Regions from separate parts of the Homo sapiens genome. Here region 1 is linked to region 2. The links are chromatin loops, found by intact Hi-C in ENCODE. Cell type or tissue: dorsolateral prefrontal cortex. All regions are shown on one strand. Each heading gives the region's core, and the rest is flanking DNA. Links, peaks and the distances in the headings are about the cores only.

The links. Peaks named below come from ENCODE experiments on the same cell type or tissue, not always from the same donor. Only the 100,000 strongest peaks of a DNase experiment are listed, where the experiment ranks them.
Region 1: a loop joins it to region 2, with 3.0 times the contacts of the local background. A loop is called at or near these places in 2 of 110 quality-filtered maps.

What each region holds. Positions count from the first base shown.
Region 1 is chr7:98,565,189-98,573,516 of GRCh38, reverse strand. No RefSeq gene overlaps it. Among named protein-coding and RNA genes, the nearest start is that of NPTX2, 48 kb to the left of the region's middle. In dorsolateral prefrontal cortex, for the core only: no CTCF peak of the experiment used is centred there; DNase peaks (open chromatin) are centred at 3,376, 3,706 and 4,448; H3K4me3 peaks cover 932 bases; H3K27ac peaks cover 3,549 bases.
Region 2 is chr7:98,822,217-98,830,544 of GRCh38, reverse strand. No RefSeq gene overlaps it. Among named protein-coding and RNA genes, the nearest start is that of TMEM130, 44 kb to the left of the region's middle. RefSeq lists an enhancer at 3,828-4,403. In dorsolateral prefrontal cortex, for the core only: a CTCF peak has its summit at 3,613; DNase peaks (open chromatin) are centred at 3,604 and 3,945.

The DNA of each region.
Region 1 (8,328 bases), core at 192-8,191, 260 kb after region 2:
GAGTGCAGTGGCATGATCTCGGCTCACTGCAACCTCCGCCTCCCAGGTTCAAGTGATTCTCCTACTTCAGCCTCCCAAGCAGCTGGGATTACAGGCGTGCGCCACCATGCCTAGCTAATTTTGTATTTTCAGTAGAGACAGGGTTTCACCATGTTGTTCAGGCTAGTCTTGAACTCCTGACCTCAAGTGATCTGCCCACCTTCACCTCCTGAAGTGCTGGGATTACAGATGTGAGCCCCCATGCCCGGCCTTGGCAATTTCTTATAACATTAAATCCATCTTTACCACATGACCTGCAAATCCCACTCCTAGGTATTTACCTGAGAGAAATGAAAACTTATGTTCACATAAAACTTGAACATGAATATTTATGACTGCTTTATTCATAATCACCAAAAGATACCAGAAACCATCCAAGTGTCCTTCAACTGGGGAAGGGATTAACATAGTGTGGTATATGTATACCGTGGAATACGACCAGACAATAAAAAGAAATGGACCGTTCACAGGCATGGTAACAGTTAATTTAACCAAAAGAAGTCAACGTGGAAAGGCCACACATTATATGATTCCACTTATATGATATTCTGGGAAAGGACAGAAAACAGCCGGGCACAGTGACTCATGCCTGTAATCCCAGCACTTTGGGAGGCCGAAGAGGGTGGATCGCCTGAAGTCAGGAGTTGGAGACCAGCCTGGCCAACATGGTGAAACTCCATCTCTACTAAAAATACAAAAATTAGCTGGGTGTGGTGGCGGGCGCCTATAATCCCAGCTACTTGGGAGGCTGAGGCAGAAAGAAGAATCGCTTGAACCCGGGAGGCAGAGATTGCAGTGAGCCGAGATCGCACCACTGTACTCCAACCTGGGTGACAGAGCAAGACTCCATCTCAAAAAAAAAAAAAAAAAAAAAAAAGAGGGGGGACAGAAAATAGATCAGGGATGTCAGAGGCAGGAGATGGGTAGGGAGGTTGACTATTTCAGGGGCTTGTGGGAATATTTTGAGTTGCTCAAATGGTTACACGACTCTACATCCTTGTTAGAACTCGTAGAGCAATGCATTAAAATGGGTGAATCTGACTTTAGGTAGATTATATCTCCATTAGGAAAACAGACAAAACAAGCTCTATTGTTTTGTTTTGTTTTGGGTTTCACACAATTGAGAAGCTGTGAGCCGTTGGTATAGTGACCCCAAGTCCTTCGAGCACAGACACTGTGGCATTCTGGACAGGAAATGACTCGAAACGGGACAGTTCAGCCTGGAGGTGTGGAGCAGCTGCCACCGATTAAACCACTGTCTTCAAGACAGTGTTTGGGAAAATCAGCTTTTATTTATTGAACACATTTTTGTTCCTATCCCAGCAGGAGCAATGAGTTCACTGTGGGTTGTCATCTTGCAAAAATTTGTAAAGTGCTTATCCTACCAAATCATGCCTCTTGGGTCACCAGTGGGAAGGGCACTGTCTTTTTGCCGGGCTGTCTGAATGGAGTAGCCCTCTTGGTGGCCTTACAAACAGGGCAAGCCACATCCGCATCTGTCCCCAGGTACATAGCATTGTGACACGTTGATGTACAAGGAACTTCGTTAAAATGGGCTTCAAGGCTTTGAAAGGGCAGAGTGGGATGGAGGTGCTGTTGGAAGTGGAGTGGGGTACAGGCCAGGACTTCCATCGGACAGGCCTGGGTGGCCGCACATGTCCCTTCCCTCCTGACCTTGTCATGCAGAGAGTACCCATTTGCAGAAAGTTTAAGCCGTATGACTCAAAGAGATTCAGCCTCTTTTCAGCCACAGCCCTGGGCAGACGAATACGCTCCCTTGCCCAACTCACAGCCCCAGAGTTCTTCCTTCATTGCGGGTGCAGATCCACCTCGGGGAATGGTCTGTCTTGTTCATCACGGTCCCTCCAGGGCCCAAACAGAAGAGTTAGCCAGAAAATGTTTTTTTTCAGGCCATGAATGAGTGGATTTGTTTCTCTGGATGCAGCTTGAACATCCAGAAGCCAAGCAGAGCCAGGCAGAGGCCTTGGTTCTTGGAGTATCAACCCCTCCTTGCGAGCCCACCATAAGGCCAATGAAGCTCATATGTTTAAACCTGCAGATGTCAAGCCCCTGCTTAGGTTACATCCGCTAACCTTCCATTGGCTAAAGCAAGCCCATACCAAGGGAAACCATGACGAGGGCAGGGAAGGAAGGAAGAATTGTATGCAAATAATGCAACCTGCCCACCGCAGCTAGCCTGGAAGTGTCTCTGCGCCATGCAAATGTGCCTGCTGTTGGGGTTGGACCAGGGTGCCAACTCTCCCCAGACAGAGCTGGGAGAGGTGGGGGAGGGGTCCTGTCCAATGACTTTCTTTCCTCTCAACACAATCTTTCTTTATATAAGTTATACATTAAATCCAATTATAGTCCTGCTGACTGAGGACTCTCTCTTTAAAGTGACTTTGCCTACTCCGCTCTGATGCAGGGCATCTCAAGTCCATAATTCAACTCTGCAAGGGGAGTCCCTTTCCTTACTGCCCTGTTCTTTCAGGATGCCTTGCTGAGACCCCCAGGTAGCTGCTTCATGGGAGTGTTACTCCTCCAGGGCAGGAACCATATATTATTCATCTTGAAATTTATTTTTAGTTTATTTGTATTATTTTAGAGACAGGGTCTAGCTCTATTGCCCAGGCTGGAGTGCAGTGGTGCAATCATAGCTCACTGCAGCCTCCACCTCCTGGGCTCAAGCGATCCTCCTTCCTCAGCCTCCTGAGCCACGGGGACTACAGGCACACACCATCACGCCTGGCTAATTTTTTAAAAAAATTTATGTAGAGACAGGGTCTTGCTCTGTTGTCCAGCCTGGTCTCAAACTCCTGGCCTCAAGTAACTCTCCCCCTTTGGCCTCCCAAAGCACTAGGATTACACATGTGAGACAGGCCATGCGGCCCCTATGATGGAATTTTTCTGACTCTCTCAAACACCTATGTGGGGTTGAATATTGGCTTTGCACAAAGGCTGGTGATTTCAGCACCAATTTTCAACGTCTCTCTCCCCATGAAGCTTCAGCTCCAAGAGAGGGGTGGTTGTCTTGATCACCAGGGCACCTACTGTGCCTAGGAGGGTGCTTGTCACAGAGAGAAGCTGATAAACCACTGACGAATGAATGAATGAATGAATGAATGAATGAATCCTTGCTCTGCTCTTCCCACTGTCAGCTGCCTGTGACTTTTCTTTGCCCCTCAGCCTGACCGACAGCCTGAGAATTTTCAAGGCCATCTCTGCATTGTCCCTGCCATGACGCTGCCAAACAGGCGCTTATCGTTGGAGGACAGAACAGAACGTTCCCTTCCCCAAACCTTTCTTCCGTTCGGTTTTCCCGTTCGCCTCCCTCGGGCCCAACAATGGCTAATTCAAGGACATGAGTCACGCAGACGCTGGGTGTGAATTGATGGGGGCTGCGGAACAGATGTCACAAAAATCACATCCGCTGACAAGGTGCTGCTCCCTTTGTTTGCTTAGAGACCAGCCAAGAATTGGTCTTCTGGCCATAAAGGGGCCAGAAGTCCAGCCACCTGCTCATGCCCCGACCAGATAATTCCTAGAGGAGCCCCTCTGTCCCACCCGATGTGCTTCTGCGACTTCTGCTCCCGGCTCCGTATGGGGCTCGAATTTAGCATGTCACACAAGGAGGCCATTGTGTTCTGTTCGTCTTTGCAGAGAGAGCCGTTTCTGGGAGCAGGCACTGTGCCTGTTGCCTGAGAACCATTCAGAAGTGAGCACTTGAATCCCTGACTGTTCTGTTCAGCTATTACTCAGTTTCTGCCAGACATTCAATACACACACACACACAAAAAGCTACCCTCCTCGTCTCCAAAACACTAACAGGAAGACAGAGATCCATCCTGCTGCCACGGATTTTCTTTCTCCTTGTTTCTTTTTTTTTTTCTCTTTCTTTCTTTTCTTTTTTCTTTTTTTTCTTTTTTTTGGAGACCGGGTTTCGCTCTTTCGCCCAGGCTGGAATGCAATGGCGTGATCTCGGTTCACTGTGACCTCCACCTTCCGGTTTCAAGCAATTCTCCTGCCTCAGCCTCCCAAGTAGCTGGGATTACAGGTGCCCACCACCACTCCCGGCTAATTTTTGTATTTTTAGTAGAGACAGCATTTCACCATGTTGGCCAGGCTGGTCTCGACCTCCTGACCTCATGATCTGCCCACCTCAGCCTCCCAAAGTGCAGGGATTACAGGCGTGAGTCACCGCACCCAGCCCCTATTTCTCCTTGTTTCTGAGGTTAATGGGTGGCCCCTGGGGTCTGCAGGGGCATTTTTAATAGGCTCGTCCTGGCTGTGAGCTGAGGGGCACACACACTCACCGTCAATGCTGCCGTCATCTGGGAGGAGTAAGCCATGATCAGAGACCAGAGACTCAGCTTCATGAGGCAGGGAGGGATTCCCGGGCCTTAAGTGAGGCTGTGTTCTGGCTGCCTGCCAGGGACACGGCTCTGGATCCAGCTCTGGCCACTAATTAAGCCCCATTAGCTTTGCTGCCTGGGACTTGTGCCCCTAACTTTATGCCACGAGTACTTCCCCTCCACCTTTCCTGAAGTTTTTCCTTATTTCCAAATTATTCCACATCCTGCCCACCACTGCGGTAATTGGGGGCAAATATTTCAAAACCTTACACTGCATCAAGATGGGACATTTCTTAAAAATTGCTTCCCCAGGACAAGAAGTAGTGGCCCACACCTGTAATCCCAGCACTTTGGGAGGCCAAGGCAGGAGGATTGCTTGAAGCCAGGGGTTCAAGACCAGCCTGGGCAACATAGAGAGACCCCATCTCTAAAGAAACAAAAATTAGCCAAGTGTGGTGACACATTACCTGTAATCCTAGCTACTCAGGAGGCTGAAGTGGGAGGATCGCTTGAGCCCAGGAGTTTGAGGCTGCAGTGATTCCTGATCATGCTACTGCACTCCAGCCTGGGCAACAGAGCAAGACCCTGTCTCAAAAACAAAACAAACAAACAAAAAGCTTCCTCAGACAACATAGAATCAGAAAAATAAGGTCCTCTCACTACTCTTTTCAGATGTATCTTCCAGACTGCGGCTCCCATTGTCAGGGGAGTCATTTTGTTTCTGTAATGCATGTGTCATCTTTTACTTCTAGATAGCGTTTTGGGGTAGGGAAAGGAGTTGGGCAGAAATAAAGATGTCTAGGCGCCTTTTGTTCTGTGCAGACACATGCCTGAGAACTTTTCAGTGCCAAATAAAAGGAGAGTCTTTCTGGTCACAAGAGGAGTCTAATAATTTAGTTAAGCCTACAAAGCAAGTTCCTTATCCGACTGTCTTTTATGATAATTGCTGCAGTGTCTGGCCCTGATGGGAGAGAAACTACAGCCCAGACCCAATGTCCTAATGACCTGGGGATGGCGGGCTTCACAGAGAAAAAGACAAATGTCAATTAGCACAGAATTTTGAAGACGAGCCAGAAATGTCTCCAAGCACAGGCCGGTGGCTGTGGATCAAAGGTTCCCTCCGATGCACACACATTTTCTTTTTGTTTTGCCATCTCTGAAATTAACTAACCTAAATATATATATACATTTAAATAGGAGCTAAGGGCCGGGTGCGGTGGCTCACACCTGTAATCCCAGCACTTTGGAGGCCAAGGTGGGTGGATCACCTGAGGTCGGGAGTTCAAGACCAGCCTGGCCAACATAGGGAAACCTGTCTCTACCAAAAAATACAAAAATTAGCGGGGGCGTGGTGGCACGCACTTGTGATCCCAGCTACTCGGGAGGCTGAGGCAGGAGAATCACTTGAACCCACAAAACAGAGGTTGCAGTGAGCCGAGATTGTGCCACTGCACTCCAGCCTGGGTGACAGAGCGAGACTCCGTCTCAAAAATAAATAAATAAATAAATAAATAAATAAATAAATAAAATAGGAGCTAAGACACCACCCTCCCCCGCCCCTCTATCAATTAATAGGTTCTTCTGGAACACAGGACCCAAGAACTGAGACATTCTCAAAGCCAGTGTGACATTCTCCAAACATCACAAAGTTAGTGAAAGATAATTAGATGGGGTTGGCCACAGCCTCGGTTTCTCGTCCCGAGACTAAATTTTTCCATCTCCCTGCCAGGGTCACGGCTGCCTGGGACCTACGAATCTCCCAGAATGTACAGGGATCCTATGGGAATAGACATGCCTTAACGGATTCCTCTGGGAATTTCATGGCCTCCGTTTCCCAATATTCAGGATGATGTGGAAGGAATGCAGTTTGGACTCCACCCTCTTAAAGGACCTCTGTAGTCCTGGCCAGGACAGCAGAAGTGGCAGCTCTCATATTCCTCCCTGATGCTTTGCCTCTTGTCTCTCCCCAAGGCCACTTGTAGAGATGCTTTCTTGCCTGGGGGCAGATGGGTGCACGCTGCTAGTTGTCATGGGAACCAAGGTTAATTAGTCGACCTGGATTTCAACTCTGATGTTGGTAGCGTGTCTCAGCAAAGACTTTTGGAAACAGCTGTCCCTGGTTGCACAATTCCCTCAAATGAAAAGTGCCCATAGTCTCTGCACTGCTTTGCCCTGGACTTCCTTCCCTATGTGTCATCTTGGGATTTTTCTGTAGTGTGGTACAAATCCTCTAGGAGTAGGGAGTAGCTCACCCTTCCACCTAGGGCTAAATCTAATAAACTAAGTGAAATGAAAGCTTCTGCTATTATCTGAGGCAGAAAGTCTATTTGGGGCTAAACTCTCCCCAGACACCGTGTTGTCATTTCTGCCAAAGGAACTGGACTGAAACACAGAAAAGCAAAGCTATTCATAGGGAAACTAGCAAATCCTTAGGCCTCACTCTGGTGTTAGAGGAAGGACAGACAGACAGATGTTCACATGCTGTAATGGACTCAATCACAGAATGTACACAAGAGGAGTAAATGAGAATGCTCTGTCCATTACAACATGCAAAGGAGGCATGAAGTGTCACCGTGATGACTTGAGGACATGACACACATCCCCTTCTTCACCCTGTCATTTACTCATTCATCCATCTATCCATCTACCTATCCATCCATCCATTCATCTATCTCTCCATCTATCCATCCATCCAACCATCCACCCAATGAGCTTTTATCAGGCACCTGTTATGTTTAGATCCCGACTTAGTCCATTTTGTGCTGCTACAACAGAATACCTGAGATTGGGTAATTTATAATGAGCAGAAATTTATTGACTCACACTTCTAGGGGGCTGGGAAGTCCAAGATCAAGGGGTTGGTATCTGGCAAGGGCCTTCTTGCTGTGTCATCTCATGGCAGAGGAGCAAAGAGAGGGCTAGGGAGAGCAAGAGATCAAACTTGCAGCCTCAAAACTTTCATAATCAGCATTAATTCATTAATGAAGGTGGAGACCCCATGACCTAAACACCTCCCATTAGGCCCACCTGCCAACACTGTTGCATTGGAAATAAAGTTTCCAACACATGCTTTTTGGGGGACACATTCACATTATAGCAGCCCTGATAGCAATTAGCATAATGCCAGGTCCATAGCAGGGGGTTAATTACGCTGCTGAACAAAGATACTGCCAAATATTAAAATATTCTGCTTGCCAGAGTCTCATAGATCCTCAAATGTATTCCCTTTCTTTGGCTGGCATTATTAAAGTTGTACAACCAAACTCCCTATTTAGTATTCTTCTGATGCGATATCAGAGAAACTATATGAAATATGACTGATAGGAGCAAACCAGACATCACTAAATCTTTCATTGGAATAATTTCACTTGTTCTACACACTGATCCCCAGTTCATCCCTTGAATTTCGAATGGTCTTTTGGGAACAGCCTTTGAGGTCTGACTGAGGCTGGAGTTAAATAGATCTTGACTCTTTGGACACATAGAGGCCATGAGGTAGGACCCCTGGGTCCCAAGGAACCTCCTCCTGAGTTCCCCATGAGAAAGGCAAGGCCTTCATTACTTGTCTCTGCTTACTATCTTCACTGAAATCACAAGTTTTCAGAGTGGATTTGGATCAGATTTTCTCCTGGGCACTGTGTATGTGTCTCATTGTCTAAAGCCAGAACATGACACAGGGAAAACAGGGAACTGTCTGAACGTCTGAGCAGGGCTTGCCATTCAAGCAGCAACATACTCTGAGTGCTGGTGCCCTGGGTCCTACATCCGCTGTGTTTGTTGGTGCCTCCAGACCCTCTTCTGAGAACAATCCTCTGCAAACCAGCACTATTGTGTGAGTTAATTGCATTATGTAAAACCACTTGACCCTGTGTCCTGTAGTCCTGCCCACAGAGCAAAAAAGAGGGGAGGAAGGGCTGGTCACATGGAACTGTATTGT
Region 2 (8,328 bases), core at 151-8,150:
TCCAAAGTTCTGGGATTACAGGCATGAGTCACCACACCGGACTTAGATGGTTCTATTTTATTCTATCTCATTTAAGAAGATGCTGGTTCTGACCCCACCAAAGCTATTTCATGACCCATTCCACTATACTATTTTTACAAACCTTCTAGTAGAGAACATTTCAAACACACAAACGTGGAGGGAAAATAGAGGCCTCCTCCCATGTGACCTTATCACTCACCAGCAATTTTCAGCATGTTTTTGTTTTTTGTTTGTTTTTTGAGATGGAGTCTTGCTCTGTCACCCAGGCTGGAGTGCAATGGCGCGATCTCGGCTCACTGCAACCTCCGCCTCCCGGGTTCAAGCGATTCTCCTGCCTCACCCTCCCAAGTAGCTGGGATTACAGGTGTGCACCACCATGCTCGGCTGATTTTTGTATTTTTAGTAGAGATGGGGTTTCACCATGTTGGCTAGGCTAGTCTCACACTCCTGACCGCAAGTGATCCGCCCGACTCAGCCTCCCAAAGTGTTGGGATTACAGGGGTGAGCCAACTTGCCCTGCCAATTTTCAGCTTGTGGTCAATCCTGTTTCTTGCTAACCCTGCACACTTCCCCACCTGTGAGTTTTGCAGCATCTCCCAGACTTGATATCATTGAATCTGTAAATGTTTCAATCCTTGTCTTAGTGTGCAGGAACTGCCGTAACAAAATACCATAGACTGGGCAGCTTAAAAAGCAAACACTTGGCCGGGTGTGGTGGCTCACGCTTGTAATCCCCGGCATTTTGGGAGGCCAAGGCGGGTGGATCACAAGTTCAGAAGTTTGAGACCAGCCTGGCCAACACAGTGAAAGCTCATCTCTACTAAAAACACAAAAATCAGCTGGGTGTGGTGGTGGGCGCCTGCAATCCCAGCTACGCGGGAGGCTGAGGCAGGAGAATTGCTTGAACCTGGGAGGCGGAGGTTGCAGTGAGCTGCGATTGCACCACTGCACTCCAGCCTGGGTGATAGAAATAGACTCCATATCAAAAAAAAAAAAAAAAAAAGGCAGACACTTATCTTCTCACAGTTCTGGAGGCTGGACATCCAAGATCAAGGTTCTGCTAAGACTGATTTCTTTTTTTTTTTTTTTTGAGACAGAGTCTTGCTCTTGTTGCCCAGGCTGGAGTTCAGTGGCACCATCTTGGCTCACTGCAACCTCTGCCTCCTGGGTTCAAGTGATTCTCCTGCCTTAGCCTCCCGAGTAGCTGGGATTACAGGCACGTGCCACCACGCCAGCCTTTTTGTATTTTTAGTAGAAATGGGGTTTTGCCGTGTTGGCCAGGCTGGTCTTGAACTCCTGACCTCAAGTGATCCATCCACCTTGGCCCCCGAAAAAGAGCTGGGATTACAGGCATGAGCCACTGAGCCCAGCCCTTCTAGGGTTGATTTTTCTTTCCCTTCCCCACTTCCACCTCCCCTCCCCTTCCCTCTCCTCCCCTCCCCTTTCTCCCTTCTTTTAGGAGACAGGGTCTTGCTCTGTCACCCAGGCTGGAGTGCAGAGGCACAATCATAGCTTACTGCAGCCTCAACTTCCCAAGCTCAAGGGCCGCTTCTCGCTATGTCCTCACACGACTTTCCTTGGTGCCTGTGTGCAGAGGCGCACTGGCATCCTCTTCCTTTTATAAGGACACCAATCCTATCAGATCAGGACCCCACACTCATGACCTCATTTACCTGAATTACCTCCTTATAGATCTCATCTCCGAATACAGCCACACTAGGGGTCAGGCTTCAACATATGAATTCAACTTACTGAATGTCTGGACACAAACATTCAGCCTGTAATGGTCTGTACCAGTTTTAGCAAAGATGTCCTCCCTCAGTGGGGAGAAGATGGGGATATCAGGTACTTAGAGGGCTGGAGTGAAGAGGACAGACAGAAAGGTGCTAGGGTCTGGCCATGCATGGTGGCTTATGCCTGTCATCCCAGCACTTTCGGAGGCTGAGATAGGAGGATCGCTTCAAGCAAGGAATTTGAGACCAGACTGGGCAACATAGTCAGACCCCATGTCTACAAAAAGTTTAAAAATAAGCCGAGGACGGGCTCGGTGGCTCACACCTGTAGTCCCAGCACTTTGGGAGGCCGAGGTGGGTGGATCACGAGGTCAAGAGATAGAGACCATCCTGGCCAACATGGTGAAACCCGGTCTCTACTAAAAATACAAAAATTAGCTGGGCATGGTGGCGCATGCCTGTAGTCCCAGCTACTCAGGAGGCTGAGGCAGGAGAACCGCTTGAACGCAGGAGGCAGAGGTTGCCGAAAGCGTCGTGCCACTGCACTCCAGCCTGGCAACAGAGTGAGACTCCGTCTAAAAAAAAAAAAAAAAAAGCCGGGCATAGTGGCATGCACCTGTAGTCCCACCTACTAAGGAGGCTGAGGCGGGAGGATCACTTGAGTCCAGGAGTTCCAGGCTGTAGTGAGCTATGATCGCACCAGTGCACTGCAGCCTGGGCTACAGAGTAAGACCCTGTCTCTAAAAGAAAAAAGGTGCTAAGGTCTGCTCACGAAGGTCTGGTACACCTGGAGAGGAGGAGAGGGAGGCAGGGGAGGTAACAGGCCCTGTCTGTAACGCCAGCTGTAACAGAGAGCTGTCTGCGGAGCATTCTGGGGTGTTAAGGGCCCCTGTGCTTTGTGCCTGAGAGGGACTGTACTCATGGGCTGGAATGAAGACCTCAGGAGACCTGAGCTCCTGTTCCCCAGGATCACCACATGGCTTAGGCAAGCTGATTGTCTTTCTGACCTCAGTTTCCCCTCCGTAAAACCAGAAGTTTCAGATCAGCATGCCCAGCTCATCGATTCCTGGATTTCCACCACTGCGGCTCAAGATCAGGGCTTGCACACAGGCAAATGCCAGCAGGTCTCTCCAGGTTGTGCGTTTTTATTTTTTTAGAGACAGTACCTCACTGCAGCCTTGACCTCCCAGCCTCAAGGGATCCTCCTGCCTTAGCCTCCCAAGTAGCTAGGACTACAGGTGCATGCAACGATGTCTGGGTACATTTATTTTTCTTTTTTGTAGAGATGGGTGGGGGAGGGTCTCACTATGTTGCCCAGGCTGGTCTTGAACTCTTGGCCTCAAATGATCCTTCTGCCTTGGCCTCCCAAAGCACTGGGATTATAGGCATGAGCCATTATGCCAGGCCCTCTGGGTTGTTTCTGGGAGGATGGAGGGATCCAGTGTCTTAGGGGAGGAAGTTGAGGGCCACCTGGAGCAGGGCTGGAAGGGGGCATAGTCCTTGCTGATGGGGAAGATTACGTTAGAGATGGGGGTGGGGAGTGGGGGAGGGGGTTAGCAACCCCCTGATGGGCCATTCTGATGAAAAGTGGAGTGTTAAGACCAGGTCCTGAGGGGGTAGGAGAAGGGGTCAGGGACAGCTCTCAGAGGCAGGATTGGCTGAGGGACGTCCAGGGCCAGGTGGCCTTGTTTCAGTTTAAAGGTGTCCAGGGCTGTGCTGGAGCCCGGAAAAAGCCGCCTACAGGCAGCGTTGAGTCCCTGAAGCTCTGTGGATGTGACGTCTGGCCGAGAAGGACGGCTGGCACAGGGCACTCCCTGTAGCAGGGCAGATGGAGAATTCAGCGAGAGCCAGAACTGAGTGCCAGATGGGCCTGGAGCCGTGTCAGCCTGCTGAGAATCCCCGGAGAGCCGACGGGCACCAAGCCCAGTGTTGTTGAAATGTGGCAGGACAAGGTGACCCCAGATGGCCGGCAGGCTTGAGGGTGAGGAAGAGGCTGGCAGATGGGCCAATGGTGGGAGAAAGTCTGTGCTGTGATTTCAGCTGGGTTCCCCAAACTCGCCCCCGTGCTTGCACACGGCCAGCAGGTACGCACACCTGTGTAGGTGTGCACACCACGGTGCGACCGCAGACACGCAGACACCTGGGGCGGCAGGCCTGCCTCCGCCTCCAGCTCTCACCACCGACATCCTCTGTTCCTAGAGGTGTGTTGTCCTAGAAATCCCTTTGCCGTTCGAGGATTTCTTGGATGCTGCGGCCAATTTTCATTCCTGCCACGAAGCTTCTCCGCAGACCCTGCCAGGAACATCTCTTTTTCATTTATTTCGGGCACAGGAGAAGCAGCAAGAGGAAGAACCCTGCAGACGTCTCCGTGGTATTTTCATCAACACGGCAGCCTCCTGAGCACGTACACCCTGAAGCCAGGGCCTGGCTCCAAAGAGCGGTGGGACCAGAGCCCCTCGCGGGGAGGCAGGGAAGCTGTGTGGAGGGGAGCACACCTCCCTCCCTCCCTCTCTCCTTCCCTCCCTCCCAGATCTGGCCCTTAGCACCTGCCTGACTCCCATGTCTTCTGTCCTGTGGGGGCAGGGGCCATGACTGGGTGCTCCACCTTTGTAGCTCCAGTGCCTAGGATGGAACCTGGCCCACTGGGTTGTGTTAGTTCAGGTCCTTTGGAATCAGAAGTCAAGAGAGATTTTATTTGGGGAATCACCTATATAGTGAATTAAATAATGTCCTTCTCAAAAGTTTATGTCCACCCAGATCTCAGAATGTAACTATTTGGAAACAGGGTTGTATTAATCCATTCTTCCCCCTACTTTTTTTTTTTTTTTTTTTTTTTTTTTTGAGATGGAATCTTGCTCTGTCACCCAGGCTGGAGTGCGATGGCGCCAACTCGGCTCACTGCAAGCCCTGCCTCCTGGGTTCAAGGGATTCCCTGCCTCAGCCTCCCAAGTAGCTGGGACTACAGGCACCCCCACCACACCCGGCTAGTTTTTTGTATTTTTAGTAGAGACAGGAGTTCACCATCTTGGCCAGGCTGGTCTTGAACTCCTGACCTCGTGATCCACCCACCTCGGCCTCCCAAAGTGCTGGGATTACAGGCATGAGCCACCACGCCTGGCCTGTATTAGTCCATTTTGTTTTGCTATATGGGAATACTTGAGGTTGGGTCATTTATGAAGAAAAGAGGTTTATTTGGCTCACGGCTCTGTGGGTTGTGCAAGCACAGCACTGGTGTCTGCTTCTTGTAAGAACCTCAGGAAGCCTCCAATCATGGCAGAAGGCAAAGTGGGAGCAGCCAGGTCACATGGCGAGAGAGGGAACAAGAGAGTGAGGAGGAGGTGCCAGGCTCTTTTTACCAATCAGATCTCACAGTAATTAATAGAGCAAGAATTCACTCATGACCATAGGGTGGGCACCAAGCCATTCATGAGGAACCCACTCCCACGACCCAAACACCTCCCACCAGGCCCCACCTTCAACATGGGGAATCATGTTTCAACATGAGATTTGGAGGTGACAAACATCCAAACTATACAACGGTCTGTGCAGGTATAATTAGTTAAGAATCTCAAGGTGAAATTATCTTGGATTTAGGGAAGACTCTAAGACCAATGACAGGTGTCCTTAGAAGAAGAGCTTAGAACACTGACATGCACAGAGAACAAAGCCATATGACAAGACAGACAGGGATTGGAGCAATGGGTCAACAAGCCAAAGAACACAAGGATTTGCCAGCAGTCACTAGAAGCTAGAAGAGACAGCCAGGCATGGTGGTGGCACATGCTTGTAGTCCCAGCTACTCGGGAGGCTGAGGCAGGAGAATCTCTGGAACCTGGGAGGCGGAGGTTGCAGTGAGCCGAGATTACACCAAGATTGCACTCCAGCCTGGACATCAAAGCGAGTCTCCATCTCAAAAAATAAAATAAAATAAAATAAATTTAAAAATAGGCCAGGCACGGTGGCTCACGCCTGTGATCCCAGCATTCTGGGAGGCCGAGGCGGGTGGATCACCAGGTCAGGAGATCGAGACCATCCAGGCTAACATGGTGAAACCCCGTCTCTACTAAAAATACAAAAAAACAAAATTAGCCGGGCATGGTGGCGGGCACCTGTAGTCCCAGCTACTCGGGAGGCTGAGGCAGGAGAAAGGCATGAACCCGGGAGGTGGAGCTTGCAGTGAGCCGAGATCACGCCATTGCTCTCCAGCCTGGGCGACAGAGTGAGACTCTGTCTCAAAAAAAAAAAAAAAAAAAATCAGCGCAGGGAAAGGATGCAGGGGGCAGAGTCCAGGAGGATTCAGCACATGGAGTTTCCAGTTGTCCCGTCCTTTGGAGTCATGGCTAGCATTCCCAACAATGATGCGTGACGACGTGCATGGAGTATTGCTAACCAGGGCAGCTCACCTGAGCCTTGGTGTCCAGTTTTTACTGGGGCTTGGTCATATAGACATGGCTGATGCCTGATGTGGCTGACAATCCCCATCCCCTCTGGAGGTCAAGCTGATGCTGTGTAGCCCAAAGCCTCCACCATAAGTCATGTACGTTGTTAGATTGCATAGCCCCAGGCCCCCAGGTAAACGAAGACATTCTTACCAGACAGGATGTTCTAAGGGCTTAGAGCTCACCTCCCGGGAGCTGGTGGTAAAAGCCATACCACTCTTTGGATAAAGTTAATTCTTTTTTTATTTTTATTTTTTATTTTAATTAATTAATTAATTTTTGACACAGAGTCTCGCTCTGTCACCCAGGTTGGAGTGCAGTGGTGCAATCTTGGCTCACTGCAGCCTCCACCTCCCAGGCTTAAGCAATCCTCCCACCTCAGTCTCCTGAGTAGCTGGGATTACAGGCACCCGTGACCACGCCCGGCTAATCTTTGTATTTTTAGTACAGACAGGGTTTCACCCTGTTGACCAGGTTGGTCTCGAACTCCTGGCCTCAAGTGATCCACCTGCCTCGGCCTCCCAAAGTGCTGGGATTACAGGCGTGAGCCACCGTGCCTGGCCATCTTTTATTTTTATTTTTAAATTAATTGTTTATTTTTTGAGATGGAGTCTCACTCTGTCACCCAGGCTGGAGTACAGTGGTGTGATCAGAGCTCACTGCAGCCTCCAACTCCTGGGCTCAAGCAATCCTCCTGCCTCAGCCTCCTGGGTAGCTGGGACTACAGGTCCACCACCATGTCTGACTGATTTTTAAATTTTTTTTGTAGTGATGATATCTTGCTATGTTGCCTAGGCTGGTCTCAAACTCCTGGCCTCAAGTAATCCTCCCACCTTGGCCTCCCAAAATGCTGGGATTCCAGGCGTAAGCCACTGCACCTGGCCTAGGATAAGGTTAATTCTTTACTACACACAAGTCAAGGGACCTCAAACAAGATACTAAAACCTCTCAGCACCTCAGTGTCCACATCTGCAAAATGGGCATGTGAGCACCTTCCTTCTAGTATTGTCAGGAGGGGGATTATGCAAAAGAGCATCTAGGAAAGGTTCCAGTCCAGGGCCTGCCATACAGCAGGCACTCAATGCACTCTTTTTTTTTTTAACGGAGCCTCATTCCGTCGCACAGGCAGGAGTGCAGTGGTGCAATCTCGGTTCACTGCAATCTCTGCCTCCCGGGTTCAAGCGATTCTTGTGCCTCAGCCTCTTGACTAGCTGGGATTACAGCCGCCCACCACCACACCTGGCTTATTTTTGTATTTTTAGTAGAGACATATTTTTGTGATGTTGGCCAGGCTGGTCTTGAACTCCTGACCTCAGGTGATCTGCCCGCCTCGGCCTCCCAAAGTGCTGGGATTACAGGCATGAGACACCACACCCGGCCAATAAACTCTTGTTCAATGAACGAATGAAGGAAGGTAGGGAAGCCCCCAGCCTGGCCCCTTACACAGGCTAGTCCTTTGGAAGGGAAGGCGGCCCCTGGAGAGCAGTGCTGGCTCAGCCTGCTGCCTGATTCACAGGTGACTCATCCCCAGCTTTAGGACAAGATCTAAGGGGCCTTGGCTGGGTGCGGGGTTCTTAAAAGGTGAGCTGACGTCCCAGTTGCAGAGTAAGAACTGAGCTCATTACGTGTGGCCTTTTTGATGAATTATAAAAAGCCTGAGCCTCATGCTGAGAACGCAGAGAAGGGATGTGAGGCCACCAGCAGATGTATACATTTTATTTCTGAAGTGAGAGGAATTCTGGCTTTACTGGGAGAAGTAAACTTTGTGCAGAATGACTGAGCAGGCTGAGGGCTGAGAGGTGCCATGCCACAGTCAGGGCCCCGTCAAGGAGAAGGCAGTGGGGCCAGGTGTCATTGTGCCTTTTAGGAGACAAGTCCAGGGCTGTGTCATCTGCTGGCAGTGAGAAGTCAGCTCTGAGCTCCTCCCCGAAGGTGGTTTTTCCTTTTTCTACTTTGAGAAATGTGCTGGCAGGCATGGATTTTTTTTTTTTTTTCTAGACGGAGTCTCGCTCTGTCACCCAGGCTGGAGTGCAGTGGCATGATCTCAGCTCACTGCAACCTCTGCCTCTCGGGTTCAAGTGATTCTCCTGCCTCAGCCTCCTGAGTAGCTGGGATTACAGGCACGTGCCACCACG